Regions from separate parts of the Homo sapiens genome. Here regions 2, 3, 4 and 5 are each linked to region 1. Evidence: chromatin contacts called from ENCODE Hi-C or POLR2A ChIA-PET data. All regions are on one chromosome and are shown on one strand. The core of a region is the stretch at or near the end of the contact, and the rest is flanking DNA. Distances in the headings are between cores, read along the strand shown. Region 1 holds the start of KIAA1217. Region 2 has its middle 98 kb from the start of ARHGAP21. Region 3 has its middle 100 kb from the start of OTUD1. Region 4 has its middle 18 kb from the start of C10orf67. Region 5 overlaps PRTFDC1 (phosphoribosyl transferase domain containing 1).

Region 1 (5,282 bases), core at 2,532-5,031:
CCCAGCTACTCAGGATGCTGAAGCGGGACAATTGCTTGAACCCTCGAGGCAGAGGTTGCAGTGAGCCGAGATCGCGCCATTGCACTCCAGCCTGGGCGACAAGAGCAAAACTCCGTCTCAAAAAAAAGGAAAAAATGCCGGGCGCGGTGGCTCATGCTTGTAGTCCCAGCACTTTGGGAGCCCGAGGCAGGCAGATCACAAAGTCAGGAGATCGAGACCATTCTGACTAACACGGTGAAACCCCATCTCTACTAAAAATACAAAAAGTTAGCTGGGCGTGGTGGCATGTGCCTGTAGTCCCAGCTACTTGGGAGGCTGAGGCAGGAGAATCACCTGAACCCAGAAGGTGGAGGTTGCAGTGAGCCGAGATCATGCCACTGCACTCCAGCCTGGGTGACAGAGCAAGATGCTGTCTCAAAAAAAAAAAGGAAAGAAGGAAAAAAGGAAAAATTTACATGAAGGAAGTTGACATGCTTTCCACAACCCTATAATTGGCCTGCTGAGAAATCATATGCAATTGTTTACGATTTTTGTGATTAATTCTCTTTATGGTGAATGCCATTTACGTTGCGTTATCAACACCAATAATGGTCCAGTTCTGTAACGGGTTAGCTATGACTGCAAAATCACCATTTGTCTTTACAGCACTCTTTTATCTCGTCACTTGTCTTTCCTTTTAAATGACATTTGTTTTATGTGGTAGCTCATTTTGAGTCATGAATTGCAACATATGGAACCACTAACCAAGAAATAGTCTTGCACCTTTCCCTGTTAACAGAAACGGAGTTGAAAACTTAGCCTCCTGGTATTATTATTATTCTAGTTCTTTATATGACTGGAGGAAAATCAGATTTCAAGTTCTTCCCGCTTTCCTTATGCCTTTCACAGCAAATTTCAAAGTATAGCAGTAGGCAGATTGCAATGTAATAGCAATTTTTAAGCCCAGAAATTAAATTAAACCAGAAAGAAATACACCTACTTCTAGTTCAAATAGTGTTTCTTCCAGAAAGAAGAACATCTCCACAGTAACAGCAGTGACAATAAGAGTATTTTCATGAAGATCGGAGTTACCAGGTTTATATAGATTGCAGAATACAGCTACTGTTTTCCAGAGACACTGACAATCAGTGCTAAATTGTTAGGAAGGTCTCTGTGCTTTGGAGAAAGATATGGAATAGTCGGTGCAAGGGCAAATAGAGTGCCTTCTCAAATTGTTTTCAGTTCCTCTTCTTAAGGAGGAACAAAAGGCCAGTAAGTAATCCAATAGAAGCTTTTCCCTATAGAATGGTCAGAAAGTTTGATCATTCAAAAGAACATTATTTTACCATAAATACATGTCTAGGTTTCATGATCCTTAATGATTCATGTTAATTCTCTTCCCCCAATGCCTTTTTCTGTTGTGCATATCACAGAGTTTTGTTTCCTGGAATATCAGCAGAGAGGGCAGTGGGCTTGGCCCGTATGGGGGAGGGGAGGGTCCTAGCAGCTGGAAAGCAAGGTCGGCTGACCAAGGGGGTTCCTTGGGCTGCCTGGAAAATGGTAGTTCAGACCTGGTGGGAGACATTTCCCTATTTTTGTCCATCTAGGGGTCAACAGAGGCCTGAAAGACTGCTCTGACACCTTCCAAACAGCCCCCAGGAAATCTTAATCAGCATCTGCCAATGGATCTTTTCTGCCTGGGTTGAGCTAGCCAGGAGGGCCCTGGGGCAGGGTGCTGTTTGTGGCTGCCAACGGCTGTGGCAGCCCTCTGCTGCCTCCTTCATCCTGGGGTTTTTGCCTTTGTGCTACACCAAATGACAGGTAGGAGCTGTTAAGCACGGGCTCTCTGGACACCAGAGCAAGGGGATTGGGGTCACAACCAAAGGCTGCGGGACATCTGATTTGGGCTGCTGCATCTCCTGCTACAGTGTTTCTCTCTCTCTCTCTCACACACACACACACACACACACACACACACACATACTTTTCTCCCACCCTCCTCCCCACTCTTCCTAGCATTAATACTTTAAAGACAAATACACAACAGTATACAAGAATCAGGATGATCTGGACCTGAAAGGCTGAACACAGCAGGGCCCTCCTTCATGAACATTTTGCACCTAAGGAAATAATAAGGTTAAAACTAGATTCATCTGGCCTTTGCCCAGGGGCCACCAGGACAGAAACTGTGTAAGATTAGTTCCTCCTTAAAGCAAGATTGCCAGGTAATTCTGTTGCAAAGTCATAGAGACCTTAAGTTATCTGCCCTGCAAATCCCACTGCCTCTATTCAGGCTGCCGAGGCACTGCTTTAATTTTTTGAAAGATTCACCGCGTCTTCTTGGATTTCAAGAAAAATCCCGTTAAGAATTGAGGGGCTCTCTTCTTCCCCTCCTGACGTGAGTGTAACTCACTTCCTGGTATGTCTCCTTTCCTTTTGGCCTACATCCTTTGTCTGTTAGGTGCTTCCACATCCTTATGTCTTAAATGGCCAAAATACGTCACCCCCACTGCCAAAACACACAGGTCACTCGAGGTCACAATCTGGAACATAGGCTGGCCATTGTTCAGCACACATTCTTGATCTAAATCAATCTCAAACCTTGCTGGAATGCCCTGTAAACTGGGGCAAAGTATGGTCACCAGACTAACCATTGTCCTTTTTTACCCCTCCTGTGACGGGGCTACTACAGGTTACAAAATCGCGCTCTTCCTCCTAGCTACTGTGTTACTCTGAGATATCTGACATCGCAGAGCTAATGTTGCCTAAATTATTTTCCCATCCTCTTTTTTTTTTTTTTTTCGGACATCATGCCTCCTATTTTCACTCTCTGGGAACTCTGCCAGTTTTTCAAGGACTGGGTAAAGAACAAAATAAATATTTGTAGGTGGTTTAAAAGGAGAAGTATGTTGGTTGTAACTCTGCCTGTCCAAAGAAATGCATTTTCACTGTCTTTCAGATTTTTGGAGTCGTTAACTGGGAGAGCTTCAGAAGATTGACTTTACTAGTTTACCTTTCAGATTTGTGATTAAGGGCTGGGTGTGTGTGTGTGTGTGTGTGTGTGTGTAAGTGTGTTGGGGGAGGGAGGAGTCTGAGAAAGTGAGCAAGTACGTAGAAACTTTTTTTTAAAAAGTCCAGATTAAGTGATTGAAATCGACTGTGTGCAAATGACGCTATACCTCTTCATAGATGTTAATCGGGCCCTAAAAAGTTAGTGCCGGAAAGTGCTTACTTACAACACTCAGCATATACTCTTTCTTTCAAATTGTTTGGGATTTTTTTTTAAGGGAGTTCACTGAAATTTGGGAGGTTCAACAGGTTGCTGTTTTTTAATATGTGGATCACCCGATTTGGGAGGCTCACTCTGCCTCTGAGATTAAAGAGATGAGGGCACTGGCTCCCAGCGAAGGCTCTCGGCCTTAATCATGTGTGAAATGTTTTCCTTCCTCGGCTGCAGAGCCTCGGTGGTTTGCAGCAGTGGAACCAGGCAGGCCCAGTTGTGGGTAGGAGAGGCCGTCACCTGTTGAGGCCTCCCCCCCACACCCCCGCATCGCCCTGCCCTGGCAGAGCCCAGCCCCCAGTCCCCGGAGAGCGCGCCTGAGGACGGACGGACGGACGGACGGACAGACCTAGGGACGGAGGGCCAGGGGCAGGGGAGATCCAAGAGGCCCCGCGCTGGAATGCAGTTTTCTCGGGCGAGGGAGACTTTGCACCGGAGTGGAAAATAGTTTGGGGTGGGGTTTCGCACCGTCCCCTCCTCCCCAGCCCCGGGCCCCCTCCCAGGCGCTTTCTGGGAGCTTTTAGAACTGCGCTCTGAAGTTTCCAGAGAGCGAGGAGCTTTTGCGGCAGGCAGAGACAATGGAAGAAAATGAAAGCCAGAAATGTGAGCCGTGCCTTCCTTACTCAGCAGACAGAAGACAGATGCAGGGTAAGTAACAGACCCATTCAAAGATGGAGTTACAGGGACGCGTGCCCCTTGCCGCTTGCTGCTTTTTATAAACTGCAGCTCTGGGACCCGGCAAAGGAAAAAAAAAAAAAAGGCAATTTCTTGGGATGGTACATTTTCCAAACTGAGTAGAGCATAGAGAACTGTGATTTCTTAGGCTTGACTTTATCTCTGGCACGATTTTCTTAAGCAGCAAAAGAGGTGGTGGGGTGATGTCACATTTGTAGTGCAGTGAGCCATCAGCATGAGCTGTATCTCTAAGCAATGACAAATAAATCACTAAGCAGCTTTTAATCATTTCCCCCCGGGGCTCCAGCCACGGGAGAAAGGAGCTGTTTTTGTGAAACTGTCTCTAGGACCGCAGCTTCCATTCATTGGTTGGGGGATTCCATGTGGCAGATGCATGCTGGCTGCAAAGTTTGTGCAGAATTTTAGAGTTAAATCACAGAAACCAGGCATGTTTTATTTTACAGATCCGAGCAGCAGGGGAGGGCTTGAGCATCTGGGTGATAGATAGAACTCTGGATCTTCTTTTATGTTTTAATTCAAAACTTGGGAGTTGTTGGACAATTTTGGTAAATTTTCTCCAGGCAGTTTCCCTTTAATTGTGTTTATAATAGACTTGTCTTTTCCGTAGGGAATTTCCAGAAGCTTATGTTGTTCCAAAGAAATTTCGCACCGGGTTGGGTGGCCAGAGGAGGTCCCTGCTCTCTGGCATCTGATGCCTGTGATGCCAAGAGCTGATTCTGTGGGATCCTATAGGCAGCATGTTCATAAACCACACAGCCCTGGACCACCCGCCCCACCCTCCCTCAGGTTCATGCAGGGGCCAGTACACAACAAAAAGACGTGCGGGAGTGCAGTGCTGTGCGTGGGAGTAGGGATTATGCACAGGGGAAAAGGTGTGTGTTTTATGAAAATGTGAAAGGGAAGTAACACATGACTCATCCACGCTGAAAATGCAAAGCTAAGCCAGTCAGGAGAACTTACAATGACAAGAGATAGAAATCCCCCAGTGAAATGCAGAAAACTTGAAGTTTTGTAATGGCTGGAGAATCCCTGAGTCTGAACAGTCATCTGTCGAAGTGTCTGCCTTCGTGCTGCCAAAGCACAGCACTCTCCTTCAGGCTACCGGGGTCAGTGGCATCCAGTGGAAGATAAGGCTACCTCGTCCCCCTGACCCCCGCAACCCCCCACCCCCATTTTCTAGGACAGGATCCTACTTCAGGAATTCAACCTCTGGGCCTGTCCTGAAAGAGATGACTCAGATTCTAGAGGGGCCATTAGAAAGGGATCCATTTAAGAAATGACTTTCCAACAATCAGGGCAATTCAGAGGCTTCAGAGGCTAGGATGGT
Region 2 (5,167 bases), core at 141-2,640, 610 kb after region 1:
CCAGCTGGTCTCCAACTCCTGCTCAGGCAATCCTCCTACCTTGGCATCCCAAAGTGTGGGGATTACAGGTGTGAGCCACCGTGGCTGGCAATAAAACTGGAACTTCTTTTAAAAATTTTTATTGTAATCAGATCAGAAAATGGTTGCCAAAATAATCTGTACTTAAAAAAAATAAGTTCTGTTCAAATTAGAGCAGCTCCACAACTATTTTAACCATAGATTTGATAAAGGTAACTTTAAAAACTAAAATTTTGTACCCTGATTAAAAAAAAAAAACAAGGTTCTGACAAATATTACCTGGCCATAGAAACATGTAACTATTTCTTAAAGTATGCTGTGAAGTAGCAAGGACTGAGATGAAAGAGAAGGTATCCAGAGATGAATGATTAAAAAAAGTAAGCACTAAATATTTACATGTAACTATGTATTTATATATTTTATCTGTGTGTTGATTAATACTATTTGGTAAGAACTGCACATATAGTGTCTCATTTAATTCTCAAAACAACACTATGAGGTAGGTATTATCTCTGTTTAATGGAAGTTCAGAGAGGTTAAACCACTTGTCCATGGTTGAAAGTTAGTCAATTTCCAGGCTGGGCAACATGATGAGACCCCGTCTCTACCAAAAATAAAAAAAATTAGCTGGGCATAAGTGGCATGTGCCTGTGTCCCAAGCTACTCAGAGGCTGAGATGGGTGGATTGCTGGAGCCCTGGAGGCTGAGGTGGGTGGATTACTGGAACCCTGGAGGCTGAGTTTGCAGTGAGTCGAGATCACACCACTACACTCCAGTCTGATCATGTTGCTGCACTCCCCCATTAAGAAAGAAAGAAAGAAAGAAAGAAAGAAAGAAAGAAAGAAAGAAAGAAAGAAAGAAGAAAGAAAGAAAGAAAGAAGGAAAGAAAGAAAGAAGGAAAAGAAAGAAGAAAGAAATAAAGAAAGATGAAAGGGAGAGAGAGAGGGAGGGAAGGAACGAAGGAAGGAAAAGAAAGAGAGAAAAAGAGAAAGAAAATTGGAAATCTCAAACACAGACCTGACTATCTGCAAAGCCTATGCTCTTAACCTCCTCCTTCCAGTATTATACCAGGAGAGCTAGCAGCAGTGGGTTAGCTTAGTGCTTGCATTTTAAGTTTGAGTTCCAGAGAGGTAAAATGATGTGTTGATAACATAGACAGTAAGAGGTTGGATGAAACTGCAAGGTGATTTCTAGTAAATTTGCTCCCATTTGTTTCTAAGGAACATAAAGGAAATTTCTTTCTCTGTTAGCTTTTATAGTTTAGGAAGTAAATGTACATACAGTAGGAGTCATTCTGAGGTTGCTGGGGGTTAGAAGAAAATGCCTTTGTTTGAGACAGACAAGCTAGAGGGAGGTAGATGGGATATCACCTTGGAGCTGAAAGGGTGACCTGCCCCAATTAGTCACGACTGTCAAGCTTGGGCTTGAGCAGCAGTGGATCATGGAGACAGGGCACAAAGCCAGAAGCAGACTGGAAATGCCAAGGGCCTATGGCTGTGGTGTCAGCTCAGGTCCCGAAGTCAAGTGAGCAGGCAGGAGTGTCCATGGGCCAAGGCAAAATGGATGGAAACCAGCCAGCCAGTCAGGATGCCCTGAGGCACCAGCCCCTGCTCCCAGCAGGCCCAGGCTGGAGGCCTTGTATATTTCGGCTGCTCCAACAGTAGCCTGTCCTGGGGTCTGTATAGGGGAGCCCTAGACAAGAGCTGGGTAACAGGGGTGAGTGTTCAAGGTCAGGGTAGATTGCTTGTGAGCAAGCTCGTGCCAGCACCTCCATGGGTACTTTGGGAAATATCACACTTGAAAGATGGCTGGTTTGTTTATTGCCATAAATGATGCAAGAATCTGTGTAATTTTTAAAAACATGCCTCATTATATATCTAGTATCTAGTTGGTGATCAGGATCATCATTTTAGCTGGGTGCTTATAGTCCCAGCTACTCAAGAGGCTGAGGCGGGAGGATTGCTTGAGACCAGGGAGTTCGAGACTGTGATTGTGCTTGTGAATAGCTACTACACTCAAGCCTGGGCAACATAACAAGACCCATCTCTTAAAAAAATCATCATTCAATTTAAGTCTGGAGTCATGTTTGAGATACTTCTTGATTTTTAAAGGGCTAATATCTAGGATACTAAAGGGTCATACTAAATAGACATGCACTGTACTGTAAAGGGCCACTGCCTAGTATATCTTAAATAATAAATATTTGTCAAATGAATGAATGAAACTGAATTGACACAAACAGAAAGTCTAGGCCGGGTGAGATGCCTCATGATTATAATCCTAGCACTTTGGGAGGCCGAGGTGGGAGGATCACTTGCGGCCAGGAGTTTGAGACTAGCCTGGGCAACATAGTGAGACCCTGTCTCTACAAAAAATTAAAAAATTAGCCAGTGTGGTGGCTTGGGCCCAGCTACTCGAGAGGCTGAAGTGGGAAGATGGCTTGAGCCCATGAGTTCGAGGCTACAGTGAGCCATGATTGCGCCACTGCATTCCAACCTGCTAGGTTGGAGCAAGACCCCATCCATTAACAAAAAGAAAAAAGGGTCTATCCAGCAGTCCACCTTAGCTGTAAAGGATGCATTTCAAGACTACCTCAGTGGAGGCCTGAAACCTCTGATAGTAACGAATCCTGTATATATTATGTTTTTCCCTATACATAGATAATTATGATAAAGTTTATAAATTAGGCACATATGAGATGAACGATAATAACTAAACGTAGGGCAATTATAACACTATGCCAGCATCACAACTTTTGCACTTTGAGGCAATTATTAAGTACAATGAGGGTGACTTGAACACAAGCACTGTGATTTCTTCATAGTTGATCTGATAACTGAGATGGCATGGCTACTGAGTGACTCAGGGGCAGGTGACATCTGTAACTCAGGATACACTAGACAAAGTGGTGATTCATGTCCCAGGAGGGATGGAGCAGGGTAGTGAAAGATCTCACGACACTACTCAGAACAGCATGCAATTAAAAACTTATCAATTGTTGATTTCTAAAATTTTCTAATTAATATTTTTGGATCACAGTTGACTGTGGGTAATGAAAGCTGCAGAAAGCAAAACCGCGGATCAGAGGGGACAATGCTGCTTTTTGGAACTCTGTTAGGAGACCAACATAAACCGAAGAAACTACGAACTAATACATCATGAAATACTTCTTCTATTTGGGAGGTGGAGAAACCATCCCCTTCTCCACCAAAATGACACTTAAGAAAGAGACCCCAGGGAGGGTAGCAGTGGAATGAGGGTAGAAAATAACTGATGAAGGTCAGTTTCAGCCTTCCTGCCTCCAACCTTCTCACAGACTCCAGTGCAGAAGAGGATGTATTCAGCTTCCTAAAGTCTGTGTGTACCACTAACAGGTTAGGAAATGAGTTAAATGCCAGATTCTTAAATGTTGCATGTGGGAGGATCTGAAACAGAGACTTCAGTCACTTTGCCTCTGCCTTAAACACCCACACAACAGAAATGGATCACGGCATTGGCTGAGCAAGAGAGAAGAGCAGAGAAGCAAGAATACTAGAAGTTACTCTGTTTTTTATACAGGTCGTGCCTTCCTGATCTGAAAGTCTGAAATGCTCCAAAATTCAGAACTATTTGAGCTCTGACATGACTGCACAAGTGGAAAATTCCACACATAAATACTTAATACAAACTTTGTTTCATGCACAAAAGTATGTAAAATATTGGATAAAATTACCTTCAGATTATGTGTATAAGGTGTATATAAAATATAAATGGATTTTGTGTTTTGCCTTGGGTCCCATCTCATTGTGTATATGCAAATCTCATTATGCACATGAAATCGCAAATACTTCTGGTCCCAAGCATTTCACATAAATATTCAGCCTGTACCACATATGTATCCCCTTCTTTCCAAGTGCTTTACTCTTTATCCAAAACGAATCTTCCACCTCATTTGATGAGAATTAATATTTCCCCGGGTGAGCATGGGTATGAGTTAATTGCAATTTTCAATACTCTTTTAAGAAATATAGTGCTTAATTCCTTTCGAATTTCAATTTTAAAATTCTCCTGCCTGAAAACTGGGAGCTTCTAAAACCCAATCAATGGCTGGGCACAGTGGTTCACGCCTGTAATCCCAGCACTTTGGGAGGCTGAGGCAGGTAGATCACTTGAGGCCAGGAGTTCAAGACTAGCCTGGCCAACATGGTGAAACCCTGTCTCTACTAAAAAAACAACAATTAGCTGGGTGTGGTGGTGGATGCCTGTAATCCCAGCTACTTGGGAGGCTGACATGGGAGAATTGCTTGAACCCAGGAGGCAGAGGCTGCAGTGAGCCAAGATCACGACCCTGCACTCCAGCCTCGGCAACAGACCCAGACTCTGTCTCAAAACAAAACAAAAAAAACCAATCAAGTTTGACAGGATCAATTATTTAACACCTATGAAGCTTAGTAAAGAAAAAATGGGTGCATGTGCTATTTTTAAGATACTATGAGACAACAGGTTTCCATTCCTTTCTCACCACAATGGGAAATGTTTAAGTCAAATACACTTTGGGAATGAAAATCCTCTCTGAGCAAATAGTAATTTCTTATATATTTATATACTTACAATTGTGGTTAAAAACACAGAACACAAAGTGTATCATCTTAACCATCTTTAAGTGTACCATTCAGTGGTGTTAAGTATTTCACACTGAGTGCAACAGATCTCTAGAACTTTTTCATCTTGCAAAACTGAAACTCCCTACCACGGGTATCCAATCTTTGGGCTTCCCTGGGCTACATTGGAAGAAGAAAAATTATCTTGGGCCACACATAAAATACACTAACACAAACTATAGCTGATGAGCTAAAAAAAAAAAATTACATACCAAAAATCTCATAATGTTTTAAGAAGGTTTGCAAATTTGTGTTGGACTGCATGTGGCTCATAAGGCCACAGGTTGGACAAGCTTGCTCTATACCCATTTAACAACTCATTTCCTCCTCCCCTCCAACCAGCCCCTGGCAACTGCCATTCTGTTTTCTGGTTTCTATGAGTTTACCTACTACTCATAAGAGTGGAATCATATAGTATTTGTCTTTGTGTGACTGGCTTATTTCACTTAGCATAATGTCCTCAAGGTTCATCCATGTTGTACTATGTGAGAGGATTTCCTTCCTGTTTG
Region 3 (5,524 bases), core at 1,120-3,619, 670 kb before region 1:
TGTCTATCAGTCAGGGTCTGCAAAGGCACAGATGGTCCATTCCAAAAAGACACAGAGGGATGGTTCAGAAAACCAGGAAGAGATGAGGAGGCTCCCAGGTATTAAACTATTGGGATGCTGTTACCACTCCTAGTATTGAAAGGACAAAAGGGATGGGCAATGCTCTGGGTTGCCAGTTCAGAGAAAGCTGATCGATGGAGCTGGGTCTACCCACCAGTTCCCAGAGGAACACAGCCGCTATTGAACACTGCAGAGGCATGGCATAGGGTGAGGAGGTGAGTGTGGAAAGCAAATGCCCACCCCTTCTCTCCAAGAGCCTTCCAATTTCTTGCTTGTGCTTTGTAACCTCATGCCTGGATCCTTACTACCTCTTCAATAACCTTACTTCATTCCCTTCTGCTCTATCCCACCACACATTGCCAGATCAGTCTCTGAGATGCTGCGTTCCTTATGCCATTTTTCTTCTCACAACCTTGAATGGCTGGGAACTACTCCTCAGTTTGTTGTTGGTGATCCCCAAATCCTGAGTCCAATCTCTCATTCCAGTGTTATCTTCTGCAGGTCTCCTAGCCCCTTGCTCTAATTGGCCTCCTCACCATTCCCCTCTCTACACACAGCTCATTTTCCTGCCTGCTTCAAATGCCATTACATAGCCCTCTGTACACGTGGAACAATTTTTGTCTTCCATCTACATATTATATATCCTTCAAGGCCCATCTCCTCTGCAGACCTTCTCTGACTGCTCCTACATACATGGGTTCCTCTGTTTTCTTTGATTTTTGTTGAATTGCGGGTAGCATCTTACCAATCCTGTCTTAATTATGTTTGTGTTTGTTTCATGATTGTGCATCTTGTCTCCTCTAGCTGAAGGGTGAGGATTCTAAATCAGTGGTATGGTCCATGGTTCATTGGTGTGACTCATTTTTTAAGCTGTAACAAACAGTTTGAAGGGGCATAGTTCATGTGTCTCAGCAAAGAGTGATCTATGCTCTAAGCTTCTTACTATAAAACCAGGGGAATCCCAGCCTCAGGTACCTCTCTCTCGTCGCAGGGTCCCAGGTGTTCCCCTTTGCTGCTAGAAGCATGTCAGATCAGTGCCCCAAGATCATCTCTGCAGTGCTTGGTCTTTGCTGCTGTAGGTTGTAGGCCTTACTGCAATAGGTCTTTGACGTTGATCAGTGCTCAGTAAACACCTTTCAACTTTCTTTCTGGGAATTGTTCATTTCCATGGGCTCTGCATGCTTTTCAATGTTCATGGTGCAAACCATCCTGTTTGCCAAGAATTGCCTGTTGGGATGAGATTATTTGAAGTATAACAAAGCTTCATACCTCCAGAGAATTCTAGCCTGCTGACGCTTACTTAGTATCTGTGGCTGAAGTTGGTCCATGTCAACTCTTCCCCACTCTAGGGCAATGCTGGGGACATGGTCTTCATTTCTCTTCTTTGCTCAAGAATTTCAGTGCTGGAGTTGACTGTGAGCTCTGTTCAACTGGGAAACCTCTGAGAAACTCTCTGTGACATGCTTGGACATACTTATTTCCTCTAACTGGCAAAACAATGTGTTCTCACAAGGCCCTTGCCAGCTATCATCTGCTGCATTGTTTACATGTTGATTTTTTTTTCTCTCTGTCCTTTTCCCAATCACATACTTTAAGGTTCTAGAATGTCCTTTACTTCTACTGGGAAGGTTTAAAACTCAACCTTTTAGTAGTTAGGTAGAGGCAGGAGGAGTTAGAGGAAATAAGTGTATGCATTACATTACTCTTTTAGATGATTTCTCTGGCCTGATATCTAGAAGCTTTTCTCATCTTCTTGTATTTTTCTACCCTGTCTTTTTTACAGAATGCACCTTAAAATAACAAAAAATGACACGTTCTCCAACAGCTTAGTCTGAACTGGAGGAATTTTAATCCTAAGAAAGGCCAAAGTATTCCAGATAGAGGAAGAATTTGCATGGTGGACTCAATTAATAATGGATATCTTGAGGTCTCCTGAATTACATATATACACTTGAAAAATAATTGTGCTCATTAATTTTGGAGCAAACAAATTCAACTTTCATCTTTAAAAAATCTACTATGGTTTGTAATTAGGTAACAAAATGCACTGTTCTCCAAATTCAGCAGCAGTTTGCTCACTGTCTAGATGTTTCTTCCTATCAAGTGAAAGCTATATTGCCTTTTAAGAGTTGATCACAGAAGTGAAAAACATCACCAGACTAGTTAAATCCAGACACAGGGAATGGAGGTAAAAAAGAATCCTTTAAAAAAGCTATTATCCATACAAGAACCTTCTTCTCTGAAGATTTTGGCATCATGAAGGAACTTATCTGTCTGCCTCAACTGTCATAAAATTGCACGTTGTGAAACAGGAAGCCAGAGCTAGAGGGAAGCAGAGAAGGGGGCTGGGTGATTTCCTTTTGCAAACACAAAGACCTTCCTTCGTTGGAAGGAAAAGAAAAAAAACAAGCCAGAAGCTGAAGTTGGTGGGTTTGAGGGCTTGCAAATGCAGGCAGCTGAAACTTTGTAAACAGTTAGCATAAAACTCATTTTTAATCTCATAAACTTAATTTTTTCCCCTAGCATATGGGATGCATAAAAAGGAAATAAAACTTTAGTAAATTGAGCCTTACTTGTGCTTTATAAAAAAGAAATTGAATTGCTCTAATGGCAGCTGCAGCTGGCTTTCAGCTTCAAACAACCAGTGTAAATCTAGTTTTTAGTGCTTGATTTAGTAAACACTCAGCTGCAAACAGGCTTCCACAACAGCTCTGAATGCAAGGTTTTCTGTAAAGACTGTTATGTAACCTCTGTGTGTTATGTCTTTAAAATATGTGAAGGAGAGCAGAAACCTTGATTGAGATATCTTACAATTATTCTTTCCTCTATATTTAAAGCTGCATAGACTTTGCTACTCATTATACATAGAGCTAGCACGAATGGATCCTAACAGGCCATGAATTTAAATTTATGTGCACTAGTCATTAAAAATAAACAAAAGTAGAGTACTAATAATGGTCTGGGAAGCCATAGTTGAGTTGGACACATTGGTTGGTTATCTCAAAGTGATCATCACAGCTTGTTTGTGGCTCTGCCCTTCTCTGAGCCTTATGTCAGGCTCCCACACATTGAAGAGCCTTGAGGAATCATATTCTGCTTGGCAAAGGCTGCATGTGCCCGGCTTACAATTTTTGCTAAAAATAGGGGGAAAATCTTGTTCCTGATGAGCAAGATGAAATGTCCAACTGTTTTTAAATGGATGCATAAATAACTGTTGAGATTATAATGCTAGTCTATCTAAAATATTTCCTAGTGACCTGGACTTAGAGGGGGATTTGTAGCGTTCTGGTGGTTGTCACTTTTCCCATCACTAGATACCAACAGGTAGACAAAATGAGAGTTGGTATCTTATGGCATTCTTGCCAAAGGAACTTTTTAAAAGAATCCTGGGAAGGATGGCCAGGGTTAACCCTGGGAACAATTTTGAATTAGGATAAATCTGTGTCTGTTTCTTTCTCCCTTGATTGTCTTCCAATACCTCAGTCTTATTTTTAGCTGGCTGTCAACCAAAACTACCTAAGGCATTAATTGATAAGTATTAAGGTACTCCATTTCTCAGGGGTATTTCCAATTTTAAAAGAGACTCGTGAATGTGGAAAAGTCCTAAGACCCCCAATTTGGGATGTTTGCACGACAGGTTCTGGGGTTGATCTGGGTAGAGGGCAACTTGTTCTAAGGCTGGCTCTGGGCACAATGGCCGGAGTTTCGAAAAGTAAATTTACACACACCCTTTTTCTTTTTTCCCACCATCTGGTTGTTCAGCTGCCAGCAACTGGAGCTATTAAACAAATGGGGACTTTAGGAAATTTGAAAACCAGACTGCTGCACAGTATGGTAGGTGGAGAGAGAGTCAGCAGTGATGCCTCTACTTGTGGCTTGCTGTTACCAGCTGAGTGACCTTAAGGAAGTCACTTCAACTCTCTGAGCTTCCGCCTGGCCTTTGGTTTCATAAAATCATGAAAAAGCACAATGAAAATGCACAATGAAAACTGTAAAGTACTACACAATTGCGAGATCCTTTGATTATTCAAGGCAGTGAAGGGTACGTACATAATAAATAGTAGCTTCTTATTCCCAGGGAGAGGGTAATTATCACCTTACCATTGTGATTCAGAGAAATAATGTGAGCAAGTAACAGATCTTGTTATATCTGTAGATGAAAGTCTGGAACTTGCAGAAGATTAGATCACTGACTATTCATACAATTTAAAAGGATGGAAGCATTACAGAAATTAAAGAGAAAACATTAAGGTGAAGACACTGGGCTATTCCAGTGTAATCTGTATCCTGTAGCCTGAATCCCCTGCCAGGGGTTCAGATAATACCAGGTCTCTTTTTAATATTCAAGTTAATCACCCAAGAGCCTACCTGTTTATATTGGAGGTATATATTGTAGGTACAGCTTATTATTATTACTATTTGAAACAGGGTTTTACTCTGTCACCCAGGCTGGGCTGCAGTGTTGTGATCCCTGGGCTCAGGTGATCCTCTCACCCCAGCCTCCCAAGTTGTTGGGACTACAGGCATGCACCACCATGCCTGGCTAACTTTTTTGTATTTTTTTGTAGAGACAGGGTTGCACCATGTTGCCCAGGCTGGTCTCGAACTCCTGGGCTTAAGTGATCCACCTGCCTCCCCCTCCCAAAGTACTGGGATTACAGGCATGAGCTACCGCATCTGGCTATCTTATTTTTCTTTAATTTTTTTAAATTACATTTTAAATGAAAAACTGTACACATGTGGTTTAAAAAGTCAAGATGGTAGTAAAAGATCTATTACAAAATTCAGCAGTGTTCTGACTCACTCCTTCTCACTTTTCCCAGGTCCCCTCTCCAAAGACAACCACTTCCAGCTCTTTTAACTTCCTTTTGGCATTTAACATCTCCAAAGTTCCAAACACTACACATATATTTCTATATTTTGATTTGTCCATTCTAGACATCATCTATTGAATTCTTATTGTAGGAAACATAACTGGCTTTCTACACTGCCTCCATTTTGCTTCCTTTTTCTCATTCTCCCAATATAGTCCAATTACAATTTTGGTTAAATCAGTATTGTTGTCATTGTAATATTTTTTTATAACTGAGTGCTGTAGTATACTATGATTGTTTTTTCTTTCCTTCCTTTATATTTTTCTTAAAGTTAATAATGCCTTTTTTATTTGTTTAGTTTTCTTTGTATCTATTTTTAAGTATTTCCATCTTTTCTAATGGCTGTTTTTAGTAAAATATTACACAAAGCTATTCACAATAGCCTACCTATCAGTTTCCTTTTGTATTTTTTGAGAAACTGCCTCTAGAGACCTTTCTTCTTACTTCTAGGCTGGCTAGATAGTAGTCACACCTTTGGATTACTTTTGCTCCTGTTCCAGGCCTTGGTGGGCTTTCTGAACCTTTTTTTTTTTTTTTTAAAAAAAAAAAACAAAACAAAACAGAAATGTTTTTTCTAACTCTTTTTTGTT
Region 4 (4,899 bases), core at 1,274-3,773, 850 kb before region 1:
AGCCATTTGCTCTCCTCTCTTGCCTTTTCTTTCTTCCAATCATTCTTTTTAAAAATTATTTTTATGATTTTTTATTTTTGTGGAGATGGGGTCTTGCTTTGTTGCCCCACTGTTGAACTCCTGGGTTCAAGTGATCCTCCTGCCTCAGCCTCCCAAGGTGCTGGAATTACGGTCGCGGATCCACCACACCTGGCCTCTTCCAGTGATTCTTACTTCAACATGCTACACATCACTTCCAGACTGGCCCACCCTTTTTCCCATGAGTCTTTCTAATGTATAGCCTTTCATCCGGTACACAGGATGAAGCCCAATCCCCTTGAGCTAGTGTCTAAAGTCCTCCTAGGACAATCCCTTACTAACTCCTTGTGGAGAAGAGTTTAATGCACCAGTTCTGAGACTGCTACCCTTAGAAAGGCTTGCTTGCAAGGTTGGCCCTTGGCTGGCACCAGGAAACCTGGATTTGGGAAGGGCTCCTGCCGTTCCCTATCTGAGAAGTGGTGCTCAATATGCTTAAACTGTGCAATCAGTGTGGTTCCTGCTGAACACCTGCTTTCCCTCCTGGAGTCTGGAATTTCTGTACTGCTAGAAAGTGGGTCCCTAGGTGACAAGCTCTCAATAAAAATCTTGAACATTGAGTCACTAATGAGACTGGTACTGGTAGACAACACTTCATAGGTGTTGTCATAATTTGCTGCTGTAGGAATTAACTACATCCTGGTAACTTCCAAGAGGACTCTTGGAAGCTTGTGTCTGGTTTCCTCCTGACTTTGCCCCATGCATTTTGCTGATTTTGTTTTGCATGCTTTTGCTGGAATGGATCACAGCTGTGAGTATGACTGTTTTCTGAGTCTTGTGAATCCTTCTAGAAAGTCATCAATTCTAGAGATGGTCTTGGGGGCCCCTGACACATCTCTTGGTTTTTTCTTTTTGTGTTCCTCTCCACAGACTCTGCCCTCCTACTAATCTGGTTCATTCCAAAACTCCTTGCGCATGCCTGGCCCTGTAGCTCACACAACCTCCCTGCCTAAAGTGACCCAGCTCTCTCAGACCCAAAGGCTCCCTTCTTTCAAAGCTTTTATCGAGTCCTACCTCCTCCACTGCTATGGTTTGAAAGTTTGTCCCCTCCAAAAGTCATGTTAAAACGTAAATCCCATTATTGAGAGGTGGGGCCTTTTAGAGATGATTGGGTCATAAAGGCTCTGGTCATAAAAATGGATTAATAGATTAGAGGGTTCATGAATTAATAGGTTATCAGAGGAGAGGCACTAGTGGCTTTATAAGAAGAAGAAGGGGGAATTGAGCAAGCACGCTCAGCCTCCTCATCATTTGATGTCCTGCATCTCCCTGGGGCTCTGCAGGAAGTCCCCCTGCCACAAGCATGAAGGTCCTCACCAGATGCAGTCCCTCAACCTTGAACTTCCCAGTCTTCACAACTGTAAGAAATAAATTAATAAATTCCTTTTCTTTATAAATTACCCAGTTTCAAGTATTCCGTTATAAGCAACAGACAAGGGACTAAGACATCCACATCTTTCAGAATGGGCCAGCCTTGGGGGAGGCTTCCTCCTCTGAACATCTTTTTATACTCTGTTCCATTCAGTTGGCATTTTATGTGCACTGTTCATCTGCCTTCCTAGTTCAACTGTTAAGTCCTCCAGAGAGGAGAACAATATTTTTCTTCTTTAATTTCCCTGTGTAGTGTCCCCTGTTCATAGTAATTGCCCTGGGGACATATAAAGGCCCTAAATGGGTTTCAGCTCTGTCTGACCAGTTCTGTTTTCACTAATTCAAGTATCTCACTCTCTGACCATGCTTTCTCAACCTCTAGTTTGTGGTTCATCTTCTCCTGCCCACTCCAGGGTCCCTGCCTTTTGATCCGCCAGATCCTCCAGTAAGGAGCAGGATAACTCCTCTGCTCCCTCCCAGGCCCTCTACCATATCCTTTCTTCACTTCCTCCATCATCAGCTTACATCATTTCAATATTAGCTGCCAATTTGGTAGCTCACTTGACTCTCCTCATGGTGTATGCAGCTGGCTAAACTATAACTTGCTTTCTCTGTTTACACCTGGGCATCTTGGTACAGCAAGGGAAGTCAAACCACAAGACCTATTGATTTTACCATAAATTGTGATCTCCAACCTCAGATGGCCCTAGTACCAGGCAAGGTCCCATCAGGAAACAGATGACACACTTAGAAAGGGTAACTGAGGAAGGCTTAAGAAAGGGAAGGCTGGGCATTGTGACTCATGCCTGTAATCCCAGGACTTTGAGAGGCTGAAGTGGGAAGGATCATTTGAGGCCAGGAGTTTGAGAACAGCCTGGGCAACATAGTGAGACCCAGTCTCTATTAAAAAAAAAAAAGAAAAAAGAAAGAAGAAAAGGAAGATTTACAAAGGTGTGGGTGGGGATAAGGAGACCCAGCAAGCTTCCACCTTTCATCCTGCAGGGGGAAGGGGGGACATTACCAGAACTTAGCAGCCTAGCAGGTAGCTGGGGCTACGGTCTTCAGTTCAGTAAAGGAATGCAGCAACTGACAAACAGGAAACTATTACCCCAACCTGTCTCTCTGCTCAGCCCAACTATTCTGCAGGCACCTCCGGATGACCAAACTCAAGAACCCAACAGAGCTGGGAGGGAGCTTGAATGAAGAAGTGCATAAAAAAATCAGCTCTTGAACCACAGCAGGATGGAGAAGAATGAAAACTTGGGTTGGAGACCAGAGAATATCCAGCACAGGCACTCAAGACTAGCCTGATTTATTCCCTAGCTCACTCTTAGAATTCTACTTTTTTAATATTTTTTTTATTTTTAGACAGGCTCTTGCTCTGTCGCTTAGGCTAGAGTACAATGTCGTGATCTCGGCTTACTGTAGCCTTGACATCCTGGGCTCAAACAATCGATCCTCCTGCCTCAGCTTCCTGAGTAGCTAGGACTATAGCCCACTATCACACCTGGTTAATTTTTTTTTTTTGGTAGTACAGATGGGATCTCACTATGTTACCCAGGCTTGTCTCAAACTCCTGGGCTTAAGCAATCCTCCTGTCTTGACCTCCCAAAGTGCTAGGATTATAGGTGTGAGCCACCACGCCCAGCCACAGCAATTTCAGACTCTCTTATACTTGCCTCTTTGATCTCACTCTGCAACCTTTCGCTGTCGTCCTATGATCTCACATCCTACCTCACAAAGAAAATGAAACCATTAGAGAAAAACCCCTTCAACTTCATATCCATAAAACCACTCATTCACTGTAAGAGTTAGAATTAAGTTTGGCTGTGAATAATAGACGCTCAAATAATCACGGTCTAAACAGGATGGAAGTTCATTTCTTTTTTAGGCAGCAATTGGCAATCCAAGGCTGGTGAGGTGGCTGTGCTCTACCAAGACCTCAAGACCCAGGTTCCTTGCGTCTTGCCAGTCCTCTGTGTTTTGTGGTCACCTCATTGCCTAAATGATTGCTCCAGTTCCAGCCATCATGTCTGTGTTACAGCCAAAGGGAGGGCGGAAGAGATGAAAAGTAGCCAAGAGAACAGCCGTCTTTCAGGGGGCTCCCAGAAGTAGCTACAAACCACTTCTACTTCATTTGTAGAACTTAGTCTCCTGGCTACCCCTACCTGCAAGGGGGTAAATGTCGTTGTTTATTCTGGTTGGCCATGTGATAAGTTAAAAATCAAGATCCTAGCCCATGGTGGTCCTAGCTACTCGGGAGCCTGAGGCGGGGGGATTGCTTGAGCCCAGGAGTTTGAGGCTGCACTGAGCTGTGCACCACTGCACTCCAGCCTGGACAACAGAGCAAGATCCTCTTTCATAAAACAACATAAAACAACAACAACAACAACAAAAAATAATCAGGATCCTAATACCATAGAAAAGGAGAATGAATGGGAGGAGGAGGCAACTATCACTCTTTGACACACTCACCTTTATCCTTACCCCAGTATTCCCCTCTCAGTCTGCCCTTCCCTGTAAGTATGTTCAGATCATGGAACTGGTCAGACAAACACATTTTGAGTCAAAAGATATTTTTCACTTCTCTTCTGACTTGACTTTTTCAGAAGCACTTCGACCACTCTTCCTTTGAATACCTGGCACTGCCTTAGCTTCCTGACGCCACGGGTGCTGCTCCTGGGTCCCCTCCTACCTTTTTGAGTGCTTCCTCTCTGACCTGTTTGTTTATCCTCTCCTTCCTGACTATTAAACGTGGGTGCTCCTTGAGGCTTGAGCCCAGCTCTCGTCTCTTCATACACTGTAGCATCTCTCTAGATTAGCAGTTCTCAAATTGCAGTCTAAGTACTCTGGGGGGTCCCCAAGGCCCTATCCAGAGGACCATAAAGTCCTCCTTGAGGTCAAATTTTCTTCATGTGCTTCAATCAGGACAATGTATCACAACAGATTCAATGCAGAAGTAGCTATAGGAATCCAGCTCTCTTCCATTAAGCCAGTTATGAAATTGATTTGCAAAAATGTAAAACAATGCTATTCTTCTCATAATTTTTTTTTCTTTTTTCAGACAAGGTCTCACTCTGTTGGCCAGGCTGGAGTGCAGTGGAATGATTGTGGCTCACTGCAGCCTCAACCTCCCAGGCCCAAGCAATCCTCCCACTTCAGCCTCCCAAGTAGCTGGGACCACAGGCGTGTGCCACCATGCCCGGCTAATTTTTTTTTTTTTGTACAGATAAGGTCTCCCTATGTTGTTCAGGTTGGTCTCAAACTCCTGGCCTCAAGTGATCCTCCTGCCTCGGCCTCCCAAAGTGTTGCAATTATGCTGGGATTACAGGCATGAGCTGCCATGCCCAGCCACAAATATTTTGTTTTTTGGTTTGAAAAATTACAATGATTTTCCGTTAAAATCATTATGTTATGCTAAGGTAAAACAGGTTTATTATAAATTAATATTAA
Region 5 (5,473 bases), core at 2,457-4,956, 710 kb after region 1:
AAGAACATTCACTGTCAAACCTCAGTGCCTCATTGGTGGGGGCTACGAGTGGTCACATGCCCGGCTGCTAAGGAAGAGAGCTGATGGTCTCAGAATCTCATATAAAAAGTTTAGCTGGATCTCCCCAGGCCTCTGTTTTACCTGGTGTCCGTGTTTTTGGTACTTTTTTGGTTCATTTTTTTCTGAAAAATTAATCTTCAGTTTCCTGCAATAGTGGTAGAAGGGGATGAGGCTGGGTGGGAGGGGAGGAGAGCTGTCACCTGACTTCCAACAATGGAAGTGGGGTGGAGGACCAGGGAGTCCCAATGATCTTCACAATGACATCATCTCATTGCCTGCTGTCCCTGACATTGCTGGAGCACTAAGTCTCTCAAGGCCTCATTTAACTGGGTTCTTCTTTGGTGTCATTCATTGCAGGCACTTGGGTCCAACTTATCTCCATGCCATTACATTCATGTTCTCTGGACCTGCTGTCTTCTCTCTTGTCCAGTTTGTCATATGAGGTCACTTTTAACTATATCATATCATATCATATCATATTATATATATCCATGTCATTTTAGTGGAGAATGCAAATCAAATATGTGTGGTTAATATCTTTTTTATTTTATTTTATTTTTATTTTAAGAAATGGGGTTTCACATTGTTGCTCAGGCTACAGTACAGTAAGGATTATAGCTCACCGCAGTCTTGAATTCCTGGGCTCATGGGATCCTCCTGCCTCAGCCTCCCAAGGGCTGTGACTACAGATGCATACCACCATGCCTGGCTAATTTTTAGATTTTTGTAGAGACTAGGTCTCACTATGTTGCCCAGGCTGGTCTTGAATTCCTGGGCTCAAGCAATCCTCCCCACTCAGCCTCCCAAAGCTCTAGGGTTACAGGTGTGAGCCACTATGCCTGGTCCAATCTGTCCTTTTTCAATAGACGTTCCAAGACATTAAAGATAATATAACTTCAAATCTGTCAGGGACCTTACAGATCTTGAAATCCAACCTCATCATTTTACAAATGAACAAAGGAAAACCCATAAAAATGAGTTCCTTGCCAAAGTGAACGGTGGTAATGGGGCCCTCCTTCTGGGAAGCAGTGTGGAAAGACTGTGGCCTCCATGCTCTTGAATCAGCCTGTGTAGTTTTACATCTTAGCCCCATTCTCGGCCAGCTCTATCTTAAACTGTCTGTGGATCACTTTCCTTACATGTAAAATGGGGATAATAAATTACTTTACTTATCAGGTTGTGGTGGGCACTAATGAAATAATATTTATAAGGCACTTAAAATAGTACTTTCAATAGTAATCAATCAATATATTATTATTAGTTTAAGTAAATCAAATTCAACTTTTAAAATCCTATACCTGGTACTAATAAACTAGAAAGATATCTTAGGATATATTAGAAATAAGTCTTTCTCTTAAAAATATACTATAAGGCTATAGTAACCAAAACAGCATGGTACAAGTACAAAAACAGACACATAGACCAATGGAACAGAATAGAGATTTCAGAAATAAGACCACACATCTACAACCATCTGATCTTTGACAAACCAGACAAAAACAAGCAATAGGGAAAGGACTCCCTGTTTAATAAATGGTGCTGGGAGAACTGGTTAGCCATGTGCAGAAAATTGAAACTGCACCCCTTCCTTATATCTTATACAAAAATTAACTCCAGATGGATTAAAGACTTAAATGGAAAACCCAAAACTATAAAAACTCTAGGAGAAAATCTAGGCAATACCAGTCAGGACATAGGCATGGGCCAAGATTTCATGACAAAAACATCAAAAGCAATTGCAACAAAAGCACAAATTGACAAATGGGATCTAATTAAACTGAAGAGCTTCCACACAGCAAAAGAAACTATTGTCAGAGTGAACAGACAACTTATAGATGGGAGAAAATTTTTGCAATCTATGCATCTGACAAAGGGCTAATATCCAGAATCTACAAGGGACTTAAACAAATTTACATTAAAAAAAAACCATTAAAAATGGGCAAAGGACATGAACAGACACTTCTCAAAAGAAGACATTTAAGTGGCCAACAAACATGAAAAAAAACTCAACATCACAAATCATTAGAGAAATGCAAATCAAGACCACAATGAGATACCATCTCATGCCAGTCAGAATGGTGATTATCAAAAAGTCAAGAAACGATAGATGCTGGTGAGGCTATGGAGAAATAGGAAAGCTTTTACCCTGTTGGTGGGAATGTAAATTAGTTCAACCATTATGGAAGACAGTGCGGCAATCCCTCAGAGACTTAGAATCAGAAATACCATTTGACCCAGTAATCCCATGGCTGGGTATATACTCAAAGGAATATAATAAATCATTCTATTATAAAGATACATGCACACTTATGTTCACTGAAGCACTATTCACAATAGCAAAGACATGGAATCAACCCAAATGCCCATCAATGATAGACTGGATAAATAAAATGTTATATATATATGTGTATATATATATGAGTGTGTGTGTATATATATATGTGTGTGTATATATATATATACCATGGAATACTATGCAGCCATCAAAAGGAAGGAGATCATGTCCTTTGCAGGAACATAGGTGGAGCTTGAAGCCATTATAGTCAGCAAACTAATGCAGGAACAGAAAACCAAGCACCACATGTTCTCATTTACAAGTGGGAGCTGAACAATGAGAACACATGGACACAAGGAGGGGAACAACACACACTAGGTCCTGTTGGGGATGGAAGATGCGGCGACAGCATCAGGATAAATAGCTAACACATGTGGGGCTTAATACCTAGGTGATGGGTTGATAGATGCAGCAAATCACCATGGCACACATTTACCTATGTAACAAACCTGCACGTCCTGCACATGTATCCTGGAACTTAAAATAAAATTCAATTTTTTTTTCAAAAAAGGAAATAAGTCATTCTAGTAGATGTATTCTGCATAGAGTAGTCTAACAGTACTGCTGATGGAAAAATAACTATCCCTGAAAAAGTCTACAATAATCTATCCATTTGATATATATTTAAATTTATCCATTAAAAGAAACAAACATGGAATTCCATAATGGTTTTCAAAATAAAATATTTCACTAATCTTCTAAAATTACTAACAATTCTGTTACAGGAACACTGCCTCAAAGCATCTAAAATGGTATTCTGTTTTGCAGATCTAAATTGACCTACACTGAAAGTAAGTAGCTTTTGCTTTAAGTATAGGAATAAAACAAGAATATGTCACTTTCATGGTTAAGTATTTCCCTGCCTACAACACAGCGGTTACAAGTGATTAAAAAAAAAACAAAAAAACAAAAAACAAAGGTGTCATTATCACTTCCTGAGTGATCAGGGCTCAGATATCGCTGGAGTAAGGGGTATGTTTAAAAATCATTTTTGTCCTAAGAAATTATCTTAATATGAAGATGAGGGAGAATATCACACATTTTCATTTCTCAGATCTCTTACACACGCCAATGTGAATTTTGGAAGTGTGAGTTGGGGCAGACTTCTGAGCCTGCCTTCTAGCTATCTTTCCTAATTAGAGGAGGATCCACACCCCAAAACAACACACAGAGGTCTATAGGGCACCAAAGCCCCCATCCCGGTCCTTCAACAGGGACTCCTGAGAGCTGCAGAGAGGAAGGAGTCATTCCAGGCCTCGATGATCACATGCTAACCAACACTTCCCACTGCTGTATTAGATTAGCATTTTTAGCAAAAGTACTGCTGACTCATCACCAACTGCTGGCCTTTTCCTTTCCACTCCTGCCTAGTCATTCCTCTCTGTGGCGTGGGCTGTGGGGGCCCTTGACGTACTGTTGTGCCCTTTTCCTCACCAAGAGTCATCCTGTTTTTAATGACATTATTCTCCTATTTGTCAATGTCTGTTTGAGTTCATTTCTGTTCTCTAGGAAAAAAAAAAAAAAAAAGCTAGGCAAACAAAAAAATGTCAAAACTGTCCTCCTCCAAATGAATCCCAAATTAATAAGTAGAAAATTAAATAATTCTTGTCCTTGAAAGCTACAGATTGTAAGCATGTTGAATTACCTGAGTGATTAACAATAATGCTGTGTTTAATAATGGCAAACTCATGCAAGAAAGGAATATACACTATGGGTTAAAACGACAATAAAACCATTAAACTCAAACTTTATTATAGTACAATGAGCATCATAAACAATTGTCAAAGGCATTATTTTTCCATAAATATTTTCCCCAAACCATTTTATTATATATCCAACTGTGTTGCTTTTTCCCACCAAATCCAAATTATTTCCTGGTAACTTTCCTAGACTTTAAAGTTCATGTGTTTTATAAAATACAAATGGAATATGTAATCTCAAAAAGATTTTCCTGGTCTTGATGCTAAATTTTACATTCTATATCAGTTACAAAATGTTGATAAAAATAACCTAACATAAAATAAGGATAATTGTTAATATTTTGCTGCCTGCAATTATTTTCCTGCAGAAAATGAGAAATTATCTGGGCATAATTAATAAAATACATCATTAGATCCTTTTTGGAAAAGATCAGGTATATATCAGTTAAACTGATTACCGCATTGATATGGTTTGGCTCTGTGCGCTTACACAAGTCTCACCTTGAATTGTAATAATCTCCATGTGTCATGGGAGGGACCCTGTGGGAAGTAATTGAATCACAGGGGTGGGGTTTTCCCATGCTGTTCTCATGATAGTGAATAAGTCTCATGAGATCTGATGGTTTTATAAAGGAGAGTTCCCCTGCATATGCCCTCTTGCCTGCCACCATGTAAGATATGATTTTGCCCCTAATTTGCCTTCTGCCATGATTGTGAGGCCTCCCCAGCCATATGGAACTGTGAGTCCATTAAACCTCTTTCCTGGGTCGCTTCCAAGATGGCTGAATAGGAACAGCTCCAGTCTGCAGCTCCCAGCATGATTGATGCAGAAGATGGGTGATTTCTGCATTTCCAACTGAGGTAGCTGGTTCATCTTATTGGGACGGGTTGGACAGTGGGTGCGGCCCATAGGGGGCAAGCCGAAGTGGGGTGGGGCATTGCCTCACCTGGAAGCACAAGGAGTTGGGTGATTTCCCTTTCCTAGCCAAGGGAAGCTGTGACAGACTGTACCTGGAGGAACCGTACACTTCTGTCCAAATACTGCACTTTTCCCACAGTCTTAGCAACTGGCAGACAAAGAGATTCCATCCTGTCTGTGCCTGGCTCAGCAGTCCCATGCCCATGGAGCCTTGCTCACTGCTAGCACAGCAGTCGGAAATCAACCTGTGATGCTGTAGCTGGGCAGTGGGAGGGTCGTCCACCATTGCTGAGGCTTCAGTATGTAAACAAAGTGGCTGGGAAGCTCAAACTGGGCAGAGCCCACCACAGCTCAGCAAGGCCTACCGCCTCTCTAGACTCCACCTCTGTGGGCAGGGTATAGCTGAACAAAAGGCAGCAGTCAACTTCTGCAGACTTAAACATCCCCGTCTGATAGCTC

What was found. A loop is a pair of places that touch in the nucleus more often than their neighbours do. ChIA-PET counts read pairs that join two places held with the same protein, here RNA polymerase II (POLR2A). Pooled maps may share reads with other maps.
Region 2: a loop to region 1 is called in a pooled map, with 11 times the contacts of the local background. The contact joins the enhancer-like site here to the promoter of KIAA1217 in region 1. A Hi-C loop is called at or near these places in 4 of 50 pooled maps. POLR2A ChIA-PET finds 5 or more read pairs at or near these places in 2 of 52 experiments (activated CD4-positive, alpha-beta T cell and activated naive CD4-positive, alpha-beta T cell).
Region 3: a pooled map shows a loop between it and region 1 (3-fold over the local background). The contact joins the enhancer-like site here to the promoter of KIAA1217 in region 1. A Hi-C loop is called at or near these places in 2 of 168 maps with a recorded cell type or tissue (HCT116 and naive thymus-derived CD4-positive, alpha-beta T cell), 2 of 37 single-sample maps with no recorded cell type and 12 of 50 pooled maps. POLR2A ChIA-PET finds 5 or more read pairs at or near these places in 1 of 52 experiments (A673).
Region 4: a loop to region 1 is called in a pooled map, with 12 times the contacts of the local background. The contact joins the enhancer-like site here to the promoter of KIAA1217 in region 1. A Hi-C loop is called at or near these places in 6 of 37 single-sample maps with no recorded cell type and 7 of 50 pooled maps. POLR2A ChIA-PET finds 5 or more read pairs at or near these places in 2 of 52 experiments (Panc1 and WTC11).
Region 5: a loop to region 1 is called in a pooled map, with 20 times the contacts of the local background. The contact joins the enhancer-like site here to the promoter of KIAA1217 in region 1. A Hi-C loop is called at or near these places in 1 of 37 single-sample maps with no recorded cell type and 4 of 50 pooled maps. POLR2A ChIA-PET finds 5 or more read pairs at or near these places in 1 of 52 experiments (GM12878).

The regions. Positions count from the first base shown.
Region 1 is chr10:24,205,357-24,210,638 of GRCh38, forward strand. KIAA1217 reads left to right here and starts at 3,782. Exons shown (of 21, transcript NM_019590.5): 1 at 3,782-3,907. The coding sequence starts at 3,838. RefSeq lists enhancers at 3,968-5,167, 4,541-4,600 and a silencer at 4,201-4,250.
Region 2 is chr10:24,819,306-24,824,472 of GRCh38, forward strand. No RefSeq gene overlaps it. Among named protein-coding and RNA genes, the nearest start is that of ARHGAP21, 98 kb to the left of the region's middle. Within about 2 kb of position 1,391, at least 4 of the 41 ENCODE cell types and tissues checked have a DNase peak (open chromatin) inside an H3K27ac peak, as active enhancers do.
Region 3 is chr10:23,538,207-23,543,730 of GRCh38, forward strand. No RefSeq gene overlaps it. Among named protein-coding and RNA genes, the nearest start is that of OTUD1, 100 kb to the left of the region's middle. Within about 2 kb of position 2,370, at least 3 of the 41 ENCODE cell types and tissues checked have a DNase peak (open chromatin) inside an H3K27ac peak, as active enhancers do; they include A673, where a contact is called at or near this core.
Region 4 is chr10:23,360,513-23,365,411 of GRCh38, forward strand. No RefSeq gene overlaps it. Among named protein-coding and RNA genes, the nearest start is that of C10orf67, 18 kb to the left of the region's middle. Within about 2 kb of position 2,524, at least 3 of the 41 ENCODE cell types and tissues checked have a DNase peak (open chromatin) inside an H3K27ac peak, as active enhancers do.
Region 5 is chr10:24,917,810-24,923,282 of GRCh38, forward strand. All of the region lies in intron 3 of PRTFDC1 (phosphoribosyl transferase domain containing 1), which reads right to left. Among named protein-coding and RNA genes, the nearest start is that of PRTFDC1, 32 kb to the right of the region's middle. RefSeq lists an enhancer at 3,651-3,795 and a cis regulatory region at 3,718-3,728. Within about 2 kb of position 3,707, at least 13 of the 41 ENCODE cell types and tissues checked have a DNase peak (open chromatin) inside an H3K27ac peak, as active enhancers do; they include GM12878, where a contact is called at or near this core.